Regions from separate parts of the Homo sapiens genome. Here region 1 is linked to region 2. Evidence: chromatin loops called from intact Hi-C (ENCODE). Cell type or tissue: sigmoid colon. All regions are shown on one strand. Each heading gives the region's core, and the rest is flanking DNA. Links, peaks and the distances in the headings are about the cores only. Region 1 overlaps SLC22A1 (solute carrier family 22 member 1). Region 2 holds the start of SLC22A2 (solute carrier family 22 member 2).

What was found. A loop is a pair of places that touch in the nucleus more often than their neighbours do. Peaks named below come from ENCODE experiments on the same cell type or tissue, not always from the same donor. Only the 100,000 strongest peaks of a DNase experiment are listed, where the experiment ranks them.
Region 1: it touches region 2 in a loop (2.1-fold over the local background); 5 of 110 quality-filtered maps call a loop at or near these places.

Annotation. Positions count from the first base shown.
Region 1 is chr6:160,141,191-160,152,557 of GRCh38, forward strand. It overlaps SLC22A1 (solute carrier family 22 member 1), which reads left to right. Exons shown (of 11, transcript NM_003057.3): 8 at 2,351-2,459. Among named protein-coding and RNA genes, the nearest start is that of SLC22A1, 25 kb to the left of the region's middle. In sigmoid colon, for the core only: no CTCF peak of the experiment used is centred there; a DNase peak (open chromatin) is centred at 6,081.
Region 2 is chr6:160,254,827-160,266,193 of GRCh38, forward strand. It overlaps SLC22A2 (solute carrier family 22 member 2), which reads right to left and starts at 3,995. Exons shown (of 11, transcript NM_003058.4): 1 at 3,518-3,995; 2 at 1,788-1,891. The coding sequence starts at 3,931. In sigmoid colon, for the core only: no CTCF peak of the experiment used is centred there; DNase peaks (open chromatin) are centred at 3,705, 4,327 and 5,035; H3K27ac peaks cover 323 bases.

The DNA of each region.
Region 1 (11,367 bases), core at 2,165-10,164, 110 kb before region 2:
GTTAGACCATTTTATACTCCTCCCAGGAACACATGGGAGCTCCGATTACTCCAGATCCTCCCAACACTTGATCTGGCTCATCTTTTTAAGAGTGGCCATTTTGGTGGATGTATACTTTAGTCTGTAATTCTTACAATCAAAGATAAACCAAGCTACATTTAAACCTAAAGCAGATTAACTTCAGTCAGTTTTAATTTGAGTACGTAAATTGCCTTTCACATTCATTGCTCTTGGATATGTTGTAAAATAAATACAAGGGCAGATCTGCTCTTTTCTCAGTTTTTACTGCGTGTGCTCTGCACTTGCTGATTTAGTGAGTCATTTTGGCAGGCTTTCGTGCAGGGTATTGTAGAGACTGTTCTGTGAAATCTGTATGCCCAAGAACTAGGCTGTGTAGATCAGGCTGGAAAGAAAAAGGGTTGGGGAAAGAAAGCTCAGTTTTCTTTTCCCTTTTTTTCATGGAGAAAGAACAGAGAACACAGGAAAAGGGGCAGCATGGATCTGAAATAGATTTTGCTCACTTTCTTCCCAATCTCTCTGTTTCTGGAATCCTGGGTAAGATGTGATGGATGGGCATACTTTTAAAAAGTTCACAGCACTGAGTGCCAAGAAGGAGGGCCATCGAGGGCTAAGTCCATTCAGTTGTCACCTGGACAGAGCCCAGGCATCGTCCCCTCCCCAGCCCCCTCCTCCCAGCTCCTGTCCTCCCCTCGTCCCTCTGTCTTAGTCCTTATCACATTTTAGGACAGTCATTCATTCAACCCGCAGGAAATATCTCCAGGCCTTCTATATGGCTGGCAGGTATCTAGGTCCTAGGATTTCAACCATGAGCGAAGCAGAGAGAGTTCCTGCTCCATGGAGCTGACATTCCAGAGGGAAAAGAGAAGGATGTCAGTGCTTTCTACAATGGGCACGGGAGGCCTGAAGAGGCCTAAATGAAGTGGGAAGAGCCATGTAAAAATCTGGGGAGAGTTTTCTGACACGTGCAAGGCCCTTGGGGTGAGAAGAATGTGGCATTGGAGGGACTGCTCGGGATCTAGGGACAAGGGTCAGGCGAGCTCGTGGGGAGCAGTGGAGTGAGGCGTGGAGTGAGTTGGGAAGTAGCCAGCTGTGGACTTTATCCCAAGAGTGGTAGGAAACCACTGGTGGCTTTGAGCAGGGGTGGACTTGACCCAACTCCAGTCTGAACTGGGTCCCTCTGGCTGCTGTGATGAGCGGCCCTGGGGGTGCAGAGTGGAGGCATGTTCAGTTCTCTGAGGCCAGGGATGCTGTTTACCTCTGGTCAAGCATCACCAGGCTAAAGACCTGTGAATGAGGACCTCCCTCGAGGCATTGGAGTGAACTCCTTGCCTTTTATCTTTTAGAAGCTAGATGAGGTGTGGTCCTTAACAGAAGGCTCAGCTTGGCTTCTCTATCAGGGCTGAGAGCTCCAGGAGGCAGAGAGACTGTGTTGCACCCATGAGACGGGTGAGGGGCACTCTCATTTGGACCCTCACACTGGCTGAGTGAGATGATACAAGATTTCCATAAATAGCCAGTATCTGGGGACAAGGGTCAAGCTGACATCGTGTCTGTGACCCCAGAGGCCTTTATAGTGAGCTGGTGTGTCACAGGGTTACTTGCATTTCAGTGCTGGGGGTAACCCATGCAGAGCAGATGATGGTGGTTATTAAGGATCTGAGCTTCTTTCCAATGAAGCCAAATTCTTTGATCATTCTCAATAGGGAGAGGGCTTTCTGGGCCTTCAGGTGGTCGAGAACCCCACAGCAGCCTGCCAGCGTGAAACAAGGGCTCGCTTCCCTCATTCTCAGCCTCTGAGACTATTATGAAAGGTGTTTTGGTTAAAACTGTATTGGAAACAAATATTAAATTGAGGATTAGAAATCTGTTTTGTTAGTTTGAGAACTACTACTAGAGGGATTATGTTTATTGAGTGCTTTCTGTGTTTCAGGCACTGAACTAGAATGGATACTATCATATAATAAATAAAAAGCCAACTTTAAAATTCTGTGGTCACAGTGGACATTTGACATACATCAGCTCTAAGTCTCATGATGATCTATAAGCTGGGTGTCATTATTCCCATTTTACAGCCCAGGAAACCAAGCTGAGATTCAAAAAGCCCATTCTTTCCCCTGTTCAATGGAGTCTTCTTGAATATGTCATCGTCAACTCCCCAAATCTCTTGAGACTCAGTTTACTTATCTAAAAATGAAAAAGTTAGATAAGACAAACTTCCAGGCCCCACCAGCTCTAATAGTCCAAGCATGACCCACCATGGCCTCTCACAGTAACTCAGGGAACGAAGCCCCCATCCACCACCCACACCCTCTTTGTACTTCCTTTCCAGACCTGCACTGGTTAAACATCATAATCATGTGTGTTGGCCGAATGGGAATCACCATTGCAATACAAATGATCTGCCTGGTGAATGCTGAGCTGTACCCCACATTCGTCAGGTGAGTGCATGGAACAGGGGTAGCCAGTGAAATGGCTGTGAACCCACCAGCTCAGTGGGAACCAACATCTCCAAGGTGCTTCCTAAAGATGCAGCCAAGCATTGCTCAGTTTGGACATTGAGTGGCATTGTTAAGAAATCACGTTCAGAGAGATGGGGTTAAGCATCAAGAGAGGGTCAACCCATAATTATAGCAGAGAATGTGAAAGGGGACCCTGTGAGCTGATGGATGGGGTCAAAGTTGTTCTGTACATACAACAAGTACAAGAACAAAAGGTGTAGAGAAGTGGGTACTGGACAGGGACTTGGGAAACCTGTGTTGTAGCCCTGTCCTTGGCACTAATTGATTGTATAAACATCAGCCATTTCATTGACACTTCTGGGCATCATTTTCTTAAACAGCTGACATTTGTATAGTGATACGCGAGTATTTCCATACATGTGATTCCCTTAAATTTGTTCTTGGGTATGATCATCCCCATATTACATATGAGGAAGCTGTGATTTAGAAAGGGAAAGAAGCGTTGTAGGGGTCAGACAGCTAGAAAGAAGCAGGGCTGGGGCAAGGACCACATCTTCCTGACCTGGAACCCTGTGGTTTTTCCATTATGGCACATTACTGTTCTGTAAACTGAGGAACTTTTCAAAATTGTGGTAAAATATACATAATATGAAATTTACTATCTTAGCCACTTTTAAGTGTACAGTTGAGTAGTGTTAAGTACCTTCACACAACCAAGCTCCAGAACTCTTCATCTTGCAAAACGGAAACTCTGTACTCATTAAACAGTAACTCCCCATACTCTCCACCCTCCAGCTCCTGACAACCGCCTGTCTACTTTCTGTTTCTATGAGTTTGGTTACTTTAGGTACCTCATATAAGTGGAATCATATAGTATTTGTCTTTGTATGACTGGCTTAGATCACTTAGTGTGATGGCCTCAAGGTTCATGTATGTTGTAGCATGTGCCAAAATTGTCTTCTTTTTAAAGGCTGAGTAATATTCCATTGTACATATATACCACATTTTGTTTATCCATTCATCTGTCAATGGACACTTGGGATGCTCCACTTCTTGGCTATTGTGAATAATACTGCTATGGACATGAATGTACAAATATCTCTTCAAGATATCTTTCAATTCTTTGGGGTGGAATATCCAAAAGTGGAATTACTGGATCATAATCTAATTCTATTATTAGTTTTTTGAAGGAACGGCTGTATTTTTTTTCCATAACGGCTACACTATTTTACATTCCCACCAACAGTTCACAAAGGTTCCAATTCCTCCACATCCTTGCCAACACTTGTTAATTTCTGTTGGTCTTTTTGATAGTAGCCATCCTAATGGGTTTGAAGTGTTATCTCATTGTGGTTTTGATTTCTCTGATGATTAATTATGTTGATCATCTTTTCATGTGCTTGTTGGCTATTTGTGTATTTTCTTTGGAGAAATGTCTACTCAAGTCCTTTCCCCATTTTTGAACTGGTTTTGTTGTTCTTGAGTTGTAGCAATGGTTTATATAATCTGGAGATTAACTCTTTATCAGGTACAAAATCTGCAAATATTTCAGCCCATTCCATAGGTTACCTTTTCATTCTGTTGATTGTGACCTTTGATGCACAGAAGTTTTTGATTGTGATGTAGTCTAATTTATCTCTTTTTACTTTTGTTGCCTTTTCTTTTGGTGCTGAAGAACTTTTTTTTTTTTAATCAAGTTTATTGAGGTACAATTGACAGAGTAAAATTCACTGCTTCTAACATGCAGTTAGATTAGTTTGACGACACACACACACACATACACTCACACACACGTATATATAGTCATTTAGCCACTGCCATGATGAAAATAGAGAATATTTCCATCACCCCCAAAAGGTTCTTCATGTCTCTTTGCAGTTAATACCCTTTTCTTCTCACCTCCAGACCATGCAGTTTTAGCTTTTCCAGAATGAGCTGTAAATGTAATAATAGGGCACGTCACCTTTTGTGTTTGGCTTCCTTCACTTAGCATGATGAAACTCACCCACTTGTTGGATGTATCAGTGTTTTGCTTGTTGTTGCTGTATAGTACTCCAGCATGTGAATGTCAGTGTGCCACAATTCATACACTGTTTAGCTATTCACCACTTGAGGGACATTTGAACGGCTTCCTTCAGAGGGATTCTGATGCAGATGCTATAGACATTTGGGTACAGGCCTTTGAGTGGATACATGTTTTCATTTACGTTGGGTTAAAAACTCAGGAGTGGGATTGTTAGGTCATATGGTAAGTGTGTGTTTAATTCTATGAGAAACTGTCAGACTGTCAGACCGTTTTCCGAAGTGGCTGTGCCATCTTGCGTTCCCACCAGCCATGTTTGAGGAATCCTGTCGTTCCACATTCTCATCAGTGTTTGGTGTTGTCAGCTTTTTTTTTTTTTGAGATGGAGTTTCACTCTTGTTGCCCAGGCTGGAGTGCAGTGGCGTGATCTCGGCTCACTGCAACCTCTGCCTCCCAGGTTCAAACGATTCTCTTGACTCAGCCTTTTGAGTAGCTGGGACTACAGGCGTGCACCACTGCGCCTGGCTAATTTTTTGTACTTTTAGTAGAGACAGGGTTTCACCATGTTGGCCAGGCTGGTCTTGAACTCCTGACCTCAGATGATCTGCCCTCCTTGGCCTCCCAAAATGTTGGGATTACAGGTGTGAGCCACCACACCTGGTCTGGTGTCAGCTTTCTAAAAGTCATTTTGGTAGGTAATGGTATTATTGTGACTTGACTTTTCCTAATTACTGATAATGTTGAGTATCTTTGTCTGTACTTAATTGCCTTCTGTATCTTGGAAGACTTAGTTTTAAATGAAGATTATTTTAATTGTAAAAGTAAACACTTTACTTAAAGTTCTAAGAAATTCTAGTTTGTTAGAAATTCCGTATGTTACTTAAACTCTTTTTCCTCTGTATACATTGTTTCTTCTCCTTATGTCATCATACCAGTAGTTTCTAGGAAATACCCCAGCTCCCTAATCTCATCTTATACATGCGCAGTGCTCTGAGCCCTTCAGTAAAGCCAGAAGGCACCAGGATGGCCTTGATTCACTCTTTCCTGACTAATCCTTTATTAACAGGCCATGTCTGAGACTCTCATTGGTAAAAAGTTACTGGGACTGAGTACAGGAGATGAAGGCATATTAAAAAGAAAACCTTCTATATTTGGCAGTTCTGAGCCCAGAGTCTAAAATAGCCAGGCCAAACAATTCCATTGTCATGGCCACTGGGCCAAGGGGACTGACTCAAAATGTAAACTGTGAAAGGTACTGAGTGTGTAGTTCTCTAGGGAGAAAGGCCAAGCAACCCATCCCCGAGGAGCCCTCGACCACTGCTCAGAGAGCTGGTGGGAGAATCATTCTCATTCACTAGGGAGGGAAGCTAGATGTTCAGAAAAAACTCTCAACTTCTTATGTACACACGCGCACACACACAAGGTAAGGCAGTCATTCAAGTTCCAATATTTCTAATCAATTGAATCAAATTTAATTTGCAGAGAAGGAATAATTTCTGTGACTTTATTACTTTATAAGCACTCCAAGTTTAGACAGTCTCTATGTAAACCATTCTGACCCTGCCTCCGTTCCAGGCAGTTTCAGAGTTGGACTGCTCTGCTCCTCTTCACTTTGTGCAGCACGTGTTGTAAGAACATTCATTTGGCATTAATACCCACTGCCTTGTTTTGAAAATGATCTTTCCATTTTTATCTCCTCACCTTCTCATGAGCTCCTTGAAAACAGAAACCACATGTCATGTCATACTTCTCTGTACCTCACAGAACTCTTCCACAGCCAGACTCACTACATGCTGTAGAATGACTCAATGAATGAAGTACCGCAAACATCTGAATTTTAAATAAGGGGCCTAGTTCCCTACTTCTTCTAGCTTCTGTGTGCTTGCCATTTTTTTCCTTTTAACAATAATTTTTTAAAAATAGTAAAAAATAACTGTGTCTTTTCTTGCACCTCTTGGAAATCACACAAAAGCTATTAGAAGAATGAGGGATAATGCAAATGTGTTTGAAACTGTGATAACATGAAAAGACAATCTACAAGAGGAAGGGCTGCCTAGTGTGTGAGGTCTAAGGGAGTCCGAGAAGATTCCAGGAAAGGACCCCTGTGACAGCAAATCGTAGGCGAGGCCAGCAGCTTTCCAAAGTAGACAGCGTGACTTGAAGGGTGTGATCCATGGTCCCTTGTTTGGAGAAACAGAATGATGGGTGCATGGGCTGGAGGTGGAAGCTCCCTTCCCTGGATGTTGTATGGCTGAAGGTGAAGCAGGGAGGGCAAGGCTGTAAAAGAAGATATGCAGGAACTTTCAGACAGCAGTTACTGAGAGGCGGGTGGAAGAGACTAGCTCCACACCATCAGCCCCTGTAGATCAGGAATAAGTGAGCCAAAAAAATCTAATCATATACAACCCTGATCAAAGAAAGAATTTCTACTAGCCCAGAACATGGCCTGGCTGCTTCCCCACAAACCCTTCTAGAAATGGCTGATAGAGGAAGAAATAACAGTATGAAAAGATGAGTAATAAACAAAAAAGTAATTCATTCAGGAGGTACACAAACATATCATGAGATAAAGGGGGAAAGGAGCAGAAAAAGCAAAAGGCAAATGAAGAACATGTACCAGAAAAATGCTGTAACAACATAGATCAAAGTTCTAACTACATATACTACCAAAATGTAAAGTATTAATAAATCAGTCATCTCTATAAAAATAAGACTTTAAAGCAGAGGTATAGTTCTAGAGAGAATATCTGGCAAGACAATAGAAGACACTGAAGCTGTCTTAAGAAAGAAACGAAAAAGAAAAATTAAGAAGTGGAGAAATTCTTGCATTTGAGAAATGAAAAACCAATTTGAACACAATGCAAAGGAGAATAGATTCAGTGAGGGAAAGGCAAGACAGGACTAAGAGTTGCAAAGTAAAATGGAAATAAGAAATAAGCAGAGTTTAATCCAGGCATGGTGGCTAACGCCTGTAATCCCTCACTTTGGGAGGCTGAGGTGGGCAGATCACTTGAAGCCAGGAGTTCGAGACCAGCCTGGCCAACATGGTGAAACCCTGTCTCTACTAAAATTACAAAAATTAACTGGGCATGGTAGTGCATGCCTATAGTCCAAGCTACTCAGCAGGGTGAGGCAGGAGAATCACTTGAACCCAGGAGGTGGAGGTTGCAGTGAGACAAGATCGAGCCACTGCACTCCAGCCCGGGCAGGGAGACTTTGTCTCAAAAAAGAAGAAGAAAAAAAAAAAAAAAGAAATAAGAAATAAGTAGAGTTTCAAAGGTTCTATGCATGTATGTATGTATATAGTCCGTAAACTTTTTGGTTAAAAAAAAAAAAGATATATATATATACACCCCCTGCCCACACACATACGCAATAAATATACTTCGGGAATACATCTGAAAATAAAAGAATGCTTGAATCTATAAATTAAAGGGACACATGTAACAGAAAAAACTGACCCAGTGAACAATTATTAGGACATATTTTTATTTGGTTACTATACTTTAAAGATAGAGAAAGAGTCACCAAGTAGCCAGGCTGAAAGTTTGTCACCTATATAAGAAGAACAAATTGTTATCATTTGATGAAGACAGTCAATGCCTGCAGTGACCTCAAGAAAATAAAGTGCAATCCAGTGATTTTTATTATTGTTTTTTTGAGACAGGCTGGAGTGCAGTGGCATGATCTCGGCTCACTGCAACCCCTGCCTCCCCACTTCAAGTGATTCTCCTGCCTCAGCCTCCTGAGTAGCTGGGATTACAGGCGTCCACCACCACGCCCAGCTAATTTTGGTATTTTTAGGAGAGATGGGGTTGGTCAAGCTGTTCTCGAACTCCTGACCTTAGAAGATCTGCCTGCCTCTGACTCCCAAAGTGCTAGGATTACAGATGTTAGCCATCACGCGCGAATCCAGTGAATTTTATCCAACCAAGCTCTCATTTCTATATAGAAGCAATAGCCAATCATTTAAAAATATCTCAAATAATATGGTTCCTATGATCCTTTCCCAAAAAAGTTGTTAGAAACAAAATTCAGTAAGTACAGTGACGAATGAAGTAATGTGTCAGAATTATTGGTAGTGATCATTGAAATTGATATTAAAACGAGTGTGTTTTTGGCTACAAAACAATATAATATCACAAATCTGAAAATAAAGAAATGTTATAACTCACAAAGACTGAAAAGAGAAAAGAGAAAGAATGTTGGAGATGGTGTAATACACTGATTTCTTCAATACACTTGTTTTTTGGAAAAGTGTATCCTTAAAAACTGACAAGTATAATTAGTTCAGCAGCAATATATTTTTAAAAACTGATAAGTAGTATCCTAGGCATATGTTAAGATATAAAAGAAAACACTAAAAGTAATGATAGAATCAACTAAATCAGGTCATGGAGGGATGGTTTGAGGGGGAAGTAGAAATATACTAATTTTATGATTGTTCATAATAGGAAGTTAATCAATACTGTCTAAAGAAATAGGATATTAATTATATAAGGTTATACAGTAATCATTTGACTAAAAATACAGCCCTTCCAAATGATCAGGAAAAATACAGATAACCAACACATACTGAAAATAAAAGACACCAGAAGCAATAAAAAGCCCTGGTGTGAATAGGTGATAGAATATGAATAGATGACAGCATTGATATGACAGAACTGACATGGTAGAATTAAGACGAAACATTTCCGACATTTAAATAAATGAAAAGAGGCTTAACTCCTTTATTGGAAAAAATGAGATGACTCCCTAGCTTGATTACAAAGTAAAATCCAACAATATGCTGCTATATGAAGTATAACTTTTCCTGAGAAAAGCTAAAAAAGAAAGAATGCACAAAAGCATACTAGGGAAATATATAGCAAGTGTCATAATCTAATTAAAGTTGAATTTATGGGAAAAGGTGCTAAATAAGATAAGGAGGGCCCTAAATAATGATAAAGAAGGAATCCACAATGGTTTTAAAGGGGGATTTTTAAAAACATTTAACAAATAGAAAATTCCAATAATATTTAAATTGCTCTAAAGCATAGAAAAAGAAGAAAATTTTCCAACTTTAAAAAATAAAATTAGCGTAATATTGGTACCAAAGAACAACAAAGATAAAGGAAACAAGGAAACTACAGACATATATTTATGAATATGGATCTAGAAATCCTAAACAATATATTATCAAACAGTGGAGAACATTAAAATAATTACTATTCTATGTCTTAGATGAATTATTCCAGGAGTGCAAAGATGGCTGAGTTTTAGAAAACCTCACAGTATAAATCATGTTTATTAGTCAAAAGAGAAAAATTATATTATTATCTCCATTGATACTGAAAGGCATTCAATAAAATTTCCACCTCTACGTTTGTTTTAAAAATTTCTAAGAGATGATATAAGCATTTTTATCATCAGGATATAGGTCATGGGGGGAGGGATTGGGAAAGAAATATAAATATATGAATTTTGTAATTAGTCATAGTAGGGAGTAAGAAATTATGCAAATAATTGCAATAGAAGAAGCTTAAAAGTAATACCCGAAAGGATAGAACTTTTCCTGATTTATTATTCCTATTTTAATCATGTTTTCAAAACAAAGCTCAAGATTGTTTCTAGGAATACAAAATCGAGCATGGAACAAAGTGAAATTTACAATTTCTGACATCCAATAAAAAATTACCAGGCATACAAAGAAGTAGGAAAAGATAACCTATCTTGAGGAGAAAAATAAATCAATTCAAACTGACCTAGAAATGGCACAGATGGTAGAATTAGTGGACATGAACATTAGAACAGTTATGATACCTATATTCTCTATGTTTAAGGTCCTAGAGTAAAGATTGAGCATGTTAAGTAGATGCAAGGAAAAAAAATTTAAGTCCCAAATTAAACTTCTAGAGATAAAAACACAATGTCTGAGATGAAAAATACACCACATGAGTTAACAGCAGATTAAACATTATGGAAGAAAATATTAGTGAACTTGAAGATAGCAATTGAAACTATCAAAAAGGAAAGACAGAGAGAATCAGTGAGCTGTGATACAATTCAATGAATGTAATTGGAGTCTGTAGAAGTGAGTAGGAGGGGTTAATAGAGAGAGAAATAATGCTCAAAATTTCTTCAAATTTGATGAAAACTTCCAATACATAGATCTAACAATCTCAATAAATACTAACCACAAAAAAACATCAAGAAAGGCACATCATAAAAATCTTAAAAAGACCAGCCTGGGCAACATGGTGAAACCTTCTTTCTACAAAATATACAAAAATTAGCTGGGTGTGGTGGTGCATGCATGTAGTCTCAGCTACTATAGAGGCTGAGGTAGGAGGCTTGCTTGAGCCCAGGAGGTGGAGGTTGCAATGAGCCAAGGTCACGCCACTGCACTCCATCCTGGGCAACAGGGCAAGACCCTGTCTCAAAACAAAAACAAAAACAAAACAAAAACCTTAAAAAGGAATCAGAGAAAAAAGATATCACAAATAGGAACAAAGATAAGAATGACAGAAAATTTCTCATTGGAAATGATACAAACAAGAAGGTGGTAGAACATCTTTAAAGTACTGAAAGAAAGAAAAATAAACTGCCAATCTAAAATTCTTGACCCAGCAAAAATACTTTCAAAAATGAATGGAAAATAAAGACTTTTTCAAACTTACAAAGTCTGAAAGAATTAATCACCAGCAGACTTATACTACAGGAAATATTAGTCTTGAAGATCTTTCAGAAAAAATGAAAACAGTATCAGATGGAAATCTATATCTACACAAAAAAATGAAGAGCACTGAAAATGATAACTACGTGAGTAAATGGAAATTTTTTTTTTCTGGTTATTTTCTTTAAAAGACAATGAACTGTTTAAAG
Region 2 (11,367 bases), core at 1,881-9,880:
GGCTTATAACACAGGAATGCACTGTCAGTAGGGATTTATGACCAATCTCCTACTTGTTGAGTGGGATGTGAATAATTAACTAATTTCTTAACCCACTGAGCAAGGGTTAAAGATTGAGTCACCTGTTTACTCACAGCCTGTCAGGGAGTGAGTGTTAGCACCTCTACCTGGTGGCGGAGGAGGGAGTGCAGAGAGAGTGAATGCCTGCAGGGCCAGAGCTGCCCAGGGGTGCAAGGTGGACTCCGGACCTCCCCTTGTTAATGTGTCTCTCCTGATTTAATGCGTCATCTTTAAAGAATCATCCTCAATTCTGCAGCAATAAAAATAAAAACCTTCCCTTTCACCTTGCAAGCCTCCCGCAGAAAGCCCCAGGAAGAGCCTTGTCAGGGCAGCTGAGGAGACAATTAATAACCATGGGTGATGGATGAGGTGCACGTGGCCTGTGCCTCCACTTTTATCCCTCTTCCCTTCTGCTGCCAGTTGGGCCCCAGGCCCCTGTGAAGTGCATATGCCTTGGGGGTGTGATATATTAAGCCATCATTATTCATCCTTAACACATTTGCAAGTTTTAATTCAGCCTAAAATAATATAATCAGAGAAAATGTTCTACTTGCATTTAACATTATACTCACAGGTTTGGATTATATCATAGATGTAGTTGGGGATGGCATGGGAGGGCAACAAGCATAAAATGCATTGACTTTACCATGTATTTCAGTTATATATTTATATTTTACATGTAAATTCATAATTATATATTTATATCTAGATAAAATTATATGTTTGTGTATTATATATAATAATCTATAGTTATGTATCACTATCTCACTAGGTGATTGCTGATTAAGGGGAATACTATTACCCACAATGTTGAACACAGTGCCTGGCCATGGAAAACACTCAATAAACGGTGTTATGAATATTAAATAATTAGCCCTGACGGCCAAGTTATCTAAAGTGCCTATCAACTATGAAGCAAATTTTTGGTTCCTTTTCCTTTTGAGGACTTCTAAAAATGTCTCATTGGTCATCAAGAGAGCAAAGCTGCATGTTGTAGGAAACTTGCAGCACAGTGAGTGTGGGATTCCAAAATGCTGGATAAGTAAGAGACATAGCAATAGCTTGATCCATACAAACACTGACTACTAGCTTGCTGAAGACAAGACTCATCAGAGAGGCCTCTCGTCATCTCTCCAGGGACAATGATATTGCAGAGGTGGACATTTACCCCTCGTGTTGTAGGCAGACCCTGTTTCCCTTTCTTTAAGTTATGGCTTCCACATATATGGTCATATATGGCCCCAGGAACCCAATTCAGGACTCTTGCAATCCCACGGGTATTAGGGAGATTCTACATTGGGCCTGGTGCTGGGGGCTCCCAGCATATGCGAGACAAGCAGAGGATAGGATTGAGCTCAGAGGCCCTGAAGGCTGATGGCCAGGTGGATGGTGATGAGGCCAAAAAATGAATTGGGAATTACAAAAGGGATGAGATCATCTGTTACTCTCCCTTCCGACTTGAAGCTTCTGCATAGCCCCCATGGAAGATTTGCTGTGTAATGTTGAAATATCTGTCTATGACCCCAGAGAATTTGAAAATAAAGACATTGGTCATGGTTATCCAAGCAGCAGAAGAAATTTAAGATTGTAAAAACACCAGCATGAAGGCCAGGAGATTGTGGTCTGTGTGCTTGGGAAAGGATGGGATTCAAGCAGGGGCAGGTGCATCCAAGTGTTCTCCAAACCTTTGGGATTGTTTAAATTCCACCACAGGTGATTCAACCTACCTGTCTGCTATGTAGCCGATACTCATAGAGCCAATAAAGAATCCTACATTCACTGATGACTGGAATAGGTCCAACATCCAGGAGTTGGCACATACCAGGTTAAACTGCCAGCAGGGGAGAAGTGTTCCAAGTTGGGAGAGAAAGGAAATGAAATCCTGTTAGAATCCTGTTGGACATAACTCAGCTAGGGTACTCATTAAATATTCCTTGAATTGAACTGTATAGTTAAGTGGCAATAAGCCATTGTTTCTTGATCATGCCAATTTTCTTCTTCTTCTCTCTCTCTCTCTTTTTTTTTTTTTTTTGTGAGACAGGGTCTTGCTCTGTCACCCAGGCTGGAGTACAGTGGTGATCATGGCTCACTGCAGCCTCGACCTCCTGGGCTCATGTGATCCTCACACCTCAGCCTCCCAAAATGCTGGCATTATAGGCGTGAGCCACTGTGCCCAGCCTCAGTTTTCTTTACATAACCAAAAGGCTTGCCCTTCCATCTGGCAATTTGTCATGAAGCTAAAACTACAGCATTGGCTAAATCAGCTGAAACTGGGTAATTACTTATAGACAAATTTATTTTTTCCTTTCTAATTTCAATGCACATGCAGATAGGTGTGTGGACGTGATACAATGCAGGCACCAGGAGGTTGGGCCATTTAGCATCTCCCTGCTGTCTGTTTAATAAAAGGGGATTAGGAGTGACTGCTGAAGGCTGCTGCATTTGCTCTTATTTGGAATAAGAGGAGGTGGTCGGGTGGAGCAGGTGCTGGACCAGGTCAGGAGACCCATCTTTTAGGGCTAACCCTGCTAAGTTATTCACTGTGTGGCCTGGGGAAAAACCTTCTCTGCTTGGGGCCTCAGTTTCCTCATCTCTGTAGGAAGCAATGAGATTGGCCATGTGAGAGAGCCTCGGAGAGTTTGTGGTGTGAAGCCCATGAGCTGCCACATTTCCTGTAAATATCTGACCACTTTAGACCCTTCAAATTAGACTCTACCTACCCATCTGTTCACACAGAATATCTTCCCATTGTCCAAGCAGTCATTTTAAATTAAACTAGGCAACTGGCTCTCTCAGTATTTTCAGGTAACTTAATTCCCCTATTTTGCTTTGCTTTCAATAAAAGCAAGCTCCATTTTTTGTCTTTTTTTCTATTATATTTATTGGAATCAGGCTTCACAAATAGCTTTTGATGTCATCTGTAGTTTTTAACAAAATAATAGTGCCATAGCATGATCTCCAGCCCCAAATGATTTTATATGAACACTTTGAGGAAATTAAAGAGAAAAAATAGGTATCGAGAGAAAAGCACATCCTATCACACAGTCAGGCACAGTTCAGTTGAGTTCCACGGGCTTTCAGGTGTGTGTGGGCATCTGCGGGATGGAGGAATAGAGGGGGAGGTAAGGCTTCCAGAAAAAGAGGAGGATCCACAATATCCCTATCTTGGCAACATTTCCAGGAGTCCTAATATGCTTTGGCCTGTTCCTTATTGCTGGGACATGCACAAACTAGAATCATTATTGTCAGCATCTGAGGACGTTTTAACTAATCCAGTTATTCTCCAGACAAATTAGAAGCTGCATGTTCTCATTTGGAAACTAGGATTTTGTAAGATACATGCAGGCCAAAGAGATGTCCAGGCAGGGTTTATAAGAGCCGGGCCTTCCCTGCTTGCTTCCTTGAGAAAATCTCCACCATTTGCTTCTCCATCTGAGCCCTGAGCTCACTCTCTTACCTCGGTGACGATGGACGAGCCAGGCGTCTCGTACACCCAGCCGTCCCGGCAGGGGCCCAGTGGCAGGCGGCTCCTGTTGGTGTCCAGGCTGGCCAGGGGGTCCACGCAGTCGAAGGTGCTCTGGTTCCAGTCCACCTCGTAGCGCCTACACTGTCTTGGGGAGGCTTCGCCCGCAGGTCCTGGGCCCGGCACCGTGTAGTTCAGTTCCTCTGCAGGACTCCAGCCGCAGCGCAGACTCAGCTCGGCCACTCCGGGGCTCCGGCAGCGGTGGTCAGGGGTGAAGCCCAGGAAGACGATGCCCACGTAGATGGGCGCGAAGGTAGCCGAGAGCAGAGCCAAGAGGAAAAACATTTGCTTCTGGAAAAAGTGAAACTCCCCTCCATGCTCCAGGACATCGTCCACGGTGGTGGGCATGATCCTGCAGGCAGGAGGGCCCGAGGCTGCCCGACGTGCCCGGAGCGAGGCTGAGAGCGGCTGCAGCCAGCTCAGCACAAACCCTGGCCAGAAGTCAAAGAGGGGAGTTTACCTCTGCAAGTGACCAGCCTTCAGGGCAGGGCCTTTCCTTGGTCCAGCTGACTTCAAAGGTGCACCCCTCCAGCGGGGGTGCATGTCCTTCTGCACTTCCCAAATGCCCTGAGCTCACTCCCAGGATGCCTGTCGTGTTTATTATAACTGGTTCTCCACAGGCTTGTCGGTGCTCCACGCCAGCAGCACAAACAACCCGCCCTCTGTGTCCCACCGCAGGGAATCTGAGTGCTGGCCCATATCACAGCCCAGTAATCTTCCCGTAGTGCCCCGAGCAGCCAGGAACTTAATATACTCCTATCTCATGCGCACCGCCAGCTTTTCTTCAAGGCCCTATGGAGAAAACACACGTGTTTGGCCACAAGGCCCAGCGTGATGTGAACCAGGATCCGTGTCAGAACCCTGGTCCAGATTCGAAGTGGGTTGCAAGCCTGACTGCTGGGCTCATTCTCCAACCAACAACAAGAGCCGTCGGGATGCATGCTGGGGCTGCTTGTTTTGATGTTGTCCAGATTTTATAACTCTGCTTTTAAAAAGTGTTTGCTCCAATCTGGTATTCCTGCGTTTCAACCCTGAAGTGTCCTTCCCCTTAACCCATCTGGAGGGAAAGAGGAAAGTGTTTACGTCGCAGACAGGTCAAGTGTAAATGCAGGCAGGTGTGTCCAAGCCACTATCTTTGTGTCCTAGATTTTTCTGTCAAGGTCTGTTGGGGCTCAGAAATCCATGCCCCAAGGTGGAGGCCTCAGAAGCAAAGTCTCTCTCTCTGACCTTCTCCTGCCCTCCTGTCTCTTCTCTCACCCATCATTCTCCCCCGGGGCAAGCCATAGAACTGAGAATCCTTCTTCCTCAAAGCAGCTCGTGGAAACCAGACTCTTTTCTCCCCAAAGCCAGCCAGAAAGCCTAGAAATACCACTGTAACTTCCCCGCTGCCTTTCTGTGTAACAGTGGGCCGTAAAGAAATCCAGACCCGCATTCCAGAGGAGTCTTGTCCCCGGTGCCTGGAGGAAGGAGTGCTGCACAGAGGGGCCAAGACGGATCTGAACAGACAGGCCTTGCTGGGTTTTCCCCTCAGCCTGCGAACATGGGCTGCTGCCCTTTTTGTCCAACTACAGTTCTATACTGCCATCCAGTTTTCCCTGTATCTGTGGGTCTTCATTCTGAATGAAGGCTCCTGTGTCATGTAAAACGTGATCAAATAAATTTGTCATGCTTTTCTCTTGTTAACCTGTCTTTTGTTATAGGGGTGTTGGCCGTGAGCCTTAGGATAAGGAAGAAAGGGATCACCCCTTTCTGCTCTCACACATCAGGGGCATCTCTTTAGGATGATGTTGTTGCATCTAAATGCAAGACAAACAGGAAATTTGTCTTTCCTGGTGGACAAAAGGATTCTTAATACATCGTGATCCTGCCAAGTAGAGAAGGTGGCCTGCTGACATATCTGCAAACTAAATACCAGAAAGTTAACCCGATTTTCCTTCTCCTTCTTTTTTCTATTGGATAGTCAGCAGGTGTAATAGCGTAGTCTAAAAGGAGCGACCCACGGGGTCTTTCTCCTTGCCGCAGCTGCAGGCTTCTTATTTTCTTAAAAAAGCAAAAAGCAGGGCGCCGGCAAGGACATCCATTGACCTCCACTGCGGCTGTGTTGGGCACACAGAGGCACTCTGCTTCGTGGTGCCCTGGGCTGCTGCCAGCCCCGTTTGCTCTGAGCTGAATGAGGGGGCTCAGTTCTGTTTAGGGACTTCCCATTCGCAGCCAGCATCGTGAGTGCATGAGCCGGAAGCCAAGGCTGCTCTGTCTGCACCTGTTCCCCGTCAAAGAGCTGTAGGAGGGCGAGTTAAAGAGTTAAAAAGTGACAGAGGTTGTCAAACTTTACTCTACCCCAAGGGCCAAGAGATGCTCCTGACTGCCTCTTACAAGAAATTTGCAGACACGTGCACTTGGGTTTGACTCACTTAACATGTCAAGACATCAGATCTTCACGTCATGAGCAAGGGGCACAAGGTAAGGGCCAGAAGAGCTTTGCTGGCCAATGGGAAACAATGTTGAAATTTGCTACAAATTACTTAGAGGGAACAATCAGATAAGGAGAAGTTCAGACCTCAGGTTGCTTACAGCAATGCGTTTACACAGTCATTCAACATTGTTCTGTGGATGCACGAGTCACAGCACAGCTGCCATAAAATCAATCCCATAAGGTGACAGACCCTACAGAGAAGCCACATGGGCAGTGAGCAACTCAGGGAAAGAAACCACAGAGAGGAGGGGTAGACACCCTACGGTTTGAGTCCAGGTATCTTGGGAAATTGTCACTTCTTTTATGGGGGTGCTTACATATTCAGAAGCATGACTGGAGTGTAATCTGATCATTTAATCCATATAACCTGGTAATATATTATAATTAATGTCAGAAGTATTTCTCAACCTCTTATCAGGTTTCTCTGCAATGTAAATAAATATTGCCCCAGTGTACCACCCTTTCTACGGCACTGAGGAAGGCCAGTTGTGCCCAGACTAACCTTCTGGGCCCCCTGCACAAAAAGACACGGGGGCAGTTAGGGTGGGAAGTTAGGATGGATGAATCCTACCTATCCCATGGCAAGCCAGACATCAGGTACTTAGAGGATGACATGGCAGAAGCAGTGAGACCCATCTTCAATGGAACGTAGGCTTTTGGGTCATTTGTTAAGCAGGATGATTTTAGAAATCAATATCTGGTCTATTGAGGTCTATGCAACCTGCTTGGCTAAGGTGACGTCTACCTGAGACAAAAATGATAGAAATAGGTTGTCTCACAGTGACGGGTGCCATCTGTCCTCTACGCAGCTAAGATGGAAAAGCAGTGGGAGCAAAGGGGAGGGTCAGCAGAGCAGCAGAGCCTGGACTGTAGCCCAGCCTGGCCCTAATGTATCCGTGTCACCAGGGCAAGTTCTAATACCTCTTGTAACAGGGCCATTATCCCTAAGTCAGAGAGCTGATGGATGAGATCGCATAGGACTATTACTGAGCACAGTGGCTTCAATAGTTGGAAGTTATTCACGGAGACACTTTCACCCTCTCTATTCCTCCCTTGTTTTCTTCCTCGGTGCACCCCATCCATCCGTCACGTGCCTTGTTCTCCTTCCTCAACTTCCTGCTGCCCACTTGCATCACAGCAGGGTGGGCTGGGTGTAGGGCTCCTGGCCAGGCACAGTGGCAGGTGATCTGTGGGAGGATCGCAGAGCCTCCCAGAGGGAAGGCAGCTTAGAGGACAGTAGGCAGCACCATCTGACACTTCAATTCCTCAACACCTGTCCCAAGTAGTTACACGGAAATGCTTTCAGTATTGGCTGAACCCAGGCTGTTGTTGGACTTTACAGATTGCTGGAAATATCTTCCTCATAGCACAACAGGATTCATCTTCCAGAACTTTCCACACATTTGGACACTATTCTCCCTTTTGGGGTCAGGTAGATTAAGTTAAAACCTTCCTACACAGAACTTTGGATATTTGAAGCTTCTGTTTACCTCCAACTCTTGTCTTTTCAGAGTAAATGTTCCCAGCTCCCCACATAGTGAACATGTTCTTCTCACCACCACCAGGGACAGCCCTGAACTCTGTTTTGGTTTATCTCTTGCCTCCAGGGGAGGAGTCTGGGGCCTGGCACATCACTTGGGTGGGTCCCCCGGGTGCGCTGTAGAGCCAGCGGTTATCTCCTCCTGCAGAGCTGGGGCTAACATCCCTCAGTGAGTTCAGTGTGCAGAAGGCAACTCTAAACCACTTCTATTGCCATCCTGCTGAGCGAGGCTTCCGGGAGGGCTGACTAGAACTCTCCTTGGGCTTTCTTCATCAGTGTCGTTCTGATTTTATTCATTTCTCTTTACTGGTTCTATTTTCCCTACAAAATGTTAGCTCTGTGCCGATATCCTTTGAGGCAGGAAATTGGAATTCGCCTGGTGATGATAGGAGGCATCTGTTGGGGGAGGAGGGGGCATGAGGGTGGCTAACTCACCCCTCCTGTGGTTCCCACTCCACTTTCCTCTTATACTCCCGGCCTTCACACCAAGCCTGTAGCTCTAGAAATCACAAAAGGACTGGACCCTGTTCTTTAAAAGGCAAAGCATGAGTCTAACACAAAACCACAGAGAGGATCCAGCGGACTTCACGGGTGTAATTTTGAAGAGTTCTAGGGAATCATTTTGTAAAAGACCCAGTTAAGTAAGTACTAAGTTTTCTTTTTCTCAGATATTCATTTTTAAAGGCTGTATTATTACTCTATGTAAAATTAAGTGCAAAGTATTTGGTTTGGCCCTGGGCTTCCAAGTTAGTGGTGGGGTTTAGGACATGCCGCCCCAAAATTCAGAACCCTGGCATTTGAGAAAAGAGGCAGAGGCAGAAAGATCTCTCACGTTCCCTGCTCTTCTCCCCTGAAGCAGGTCAGTCATAGGACCTGCGTTTGAGACGTGCCCTGTTGATACCTGGAGGAAAGAAACGTCCTTATCTCTGAAGACACAAGACTTCAGAGATAGATCTGAACAAACACCTCTTCGTAAGTTTCCCCTGGTTTATTGCCATTAGATCATAGCCTGTTTGTGCAATCACACTTCCCCACACTGTCCACTCTTCACCAACCTAAGCTTAAAAATATTCAGATTTCTCTGTTTCTTTGGGCCTTCTCTTCTGAAGGCCCTGGTGTCTTGTAAAATATGGGTAAATGTATATGATTTTCTTTTGTTAATCTCTCTCGTGTTAGTAGGGGCCACAGCTGTGCACCTAGCCATGGGCAAGGAAAAGCTGTTTTCTCCTTCCTCTTCCATGAGGTTAAGTGTGCAGCTGGGATGTGCTGCAGGACCAGGGCCAGGTGTGGGGCTCATGCCTATCACGCCAGTGCTTTGGGAGGCCAAGGTGGGAGGATCCCTTGAGCCCAGTAGTTCAAGACCAGCCTGGGCAACACAGTGAGACCCTGTTCCTAAAAAAATTTAAAAAATTAAAAAAATAAAAACATGCCACAGGACCACTGCTCAGAGCTCTTTGGTCTGGCAACCCTGGACCTTCACATGGTTTTGTTTGCCAAAGCAAAGTCCTTATTAATATCCAAATACAGTTTGAGTTTTCTTGGGCTTTATCCTCTCCAGAAACCCAGGAGTGTGTCAACTTCTTGGTTGCATTGCTTTCTTCAAAGAGAGAGTGAATCCGGTAGAGATAGAAAGGATGTCCTTTACGTATCCCACAGCGGCCTCACGGAGAACGATAAGAGAACAATCATTAAAACTTTCATTGCCATAATTTTCTGCTTTCGTTTTTTAAAAGTTTGGGTTAGCAACCAATTTCCTCCTTGACCAGGTGATTTTTTCCTTAGACTGTTTATCCAGAGCATTAAGGAAAACAGAGCATACCACCCTCCCACCATAGCTGATAAGGGGATTCAACACAGGTGCGTGTGCTAGAGTTAAGGGAACATATTATGCTAACATGAATCTAGACTGACTTAAAAAATAGATGTCTGAAGCAAGTCTTTTAATTCACAGCAAGGCTGTGGCTCACCACTGGAAGTGTAACTGTTGTAATCTGGCTAGAGAGGAAAGTCCATTACATTTTAATTTTTTTATGACTTCATTCAGCCTGGAGCAGGGTGAAGTGGATAAAAGAGAGAGTTGTCGTCTTAGAAAAATTGCTGATTTCAGATCAGAAGAAGGAAATCAACATCAAGAGCCTGGGACATTCTGTTGGGCCAAAACAAAATAAACAAAACAAGAAAGCTGAGACTATTGACTATGTTGACAGGAATAAGGGGCCATCTGAAAATGCTCCCATTGGCCTAAAGTGGGGGAATTTGGACATTAAAAAAAATTAACTGCAACAGACTAGGAGTGGTGGCTCACACCTGTAATCCCAGCACTTTGGGAGGCTGAAGCAGGTGGATTGCTTGAGGCCAGGAGTTCAAGACCAGCCTGGCCAACATGCTGAAACTGCGTCTCTACTGAAAAATAAATATGAAAATTAGCCAGGTGTGATGGCACGTGCCTGTAGTCCCACTTACTTGGGAGGCTGAGGCAGGAGAATTGCTTGAACCTAGGAGGTGGAGGTTGCAGTGAGCCAAGATTGCGCCCCTGCACTCTAGCCTGGGTGACAGAGTGAGACTCTGTCAAAAACAAAAAACAAACAAACAAACAAAAAACAAAAACAATTAAGTGCAACGGATTGAAATACATGAAGTATATTTTAAAAATCTATGAGTATGAGTTCATAATGATGTTTTTAAAATCCCATGAAATAATGAGTCTCAACATTGATCTGCAATAGATATTAAGTTTACTCAATGAAATGCTGATGAGAAATTTCGTATTGGAGGGGTCAGGCTGACACCATCACTAGAAGTGGGAAAACTTGACTTTATGGGCTGCGTGTTGTAACGCAATTGGTTACAACACACAGCATATAACCTAAAACATAAACCTGAATGCACTCAAGCCTCTAAATCTGTCAATTTACAGCATGTGTTGGGGATAAAGTAACAAGCTAAATGACAATAGAAGGAAGCAATCAGACAAATGTAGGATTCAGAACATTCTGCCAATGACCTGGGTTCTCCAAGGAATCCATGACACTTCAGAGACGTAAAACCAGACCCAATGAGTGGACTGTGTTTGGATATAACTGTGAAAAAATATCTTTCAAACCATTTGAATGTGGGCTGGATATTAAATGATATTAAAGAATTATTTGTAATTTTATTAGGTCTGGTCATCATGGCCTTGCTTTAAAAAGGGAGGCCTAATTAATTAGAATATATCATACTGAAGTATTTGTGGGTGACATGGCACATTGCCTGCTATTTTATTTAAAATACTTTTTTATTAATAAAAGTGAATGCAGATGGAGAAAACAAGAGTGTCAAAATTAAAGCCACCAAAATGTAGTCACTGTGACAAAGGACATTACCCATGAGCCACGTCGGGCCTTCTGATCCTTGTGCCTCTGGGGGCATCCTTGGTCAGCTTTCAGTGGCTTTCTTACTTTATTAGTTTCAAAAGACCTTCCTAAATCCATCCACTTGTTCTTTTAGTTTTTTACTGCCTCATTTTTCCTACTGTACAAGTTGGTGTCAACGAAGTGGTATTTGCTAGAATGACCATGGCTCTGGGAAACATGGTTTGGGAAGAGAAAGGATAAAAGGGTGGGGGGTGAGGAACCTTCGATTCCTTGGTGGCCACGTGCTCAGCCGTGTGTGGAGCCACAGTTGTGCTGTGCTCAGTTACTAAAAGTGAAAGTTATCAGTGGTACTGAGAGATGGCTCCAGCTCCCTGGGAGCTGGTTCACTGGATGTGTAAGGAAATGCAAACTAGGG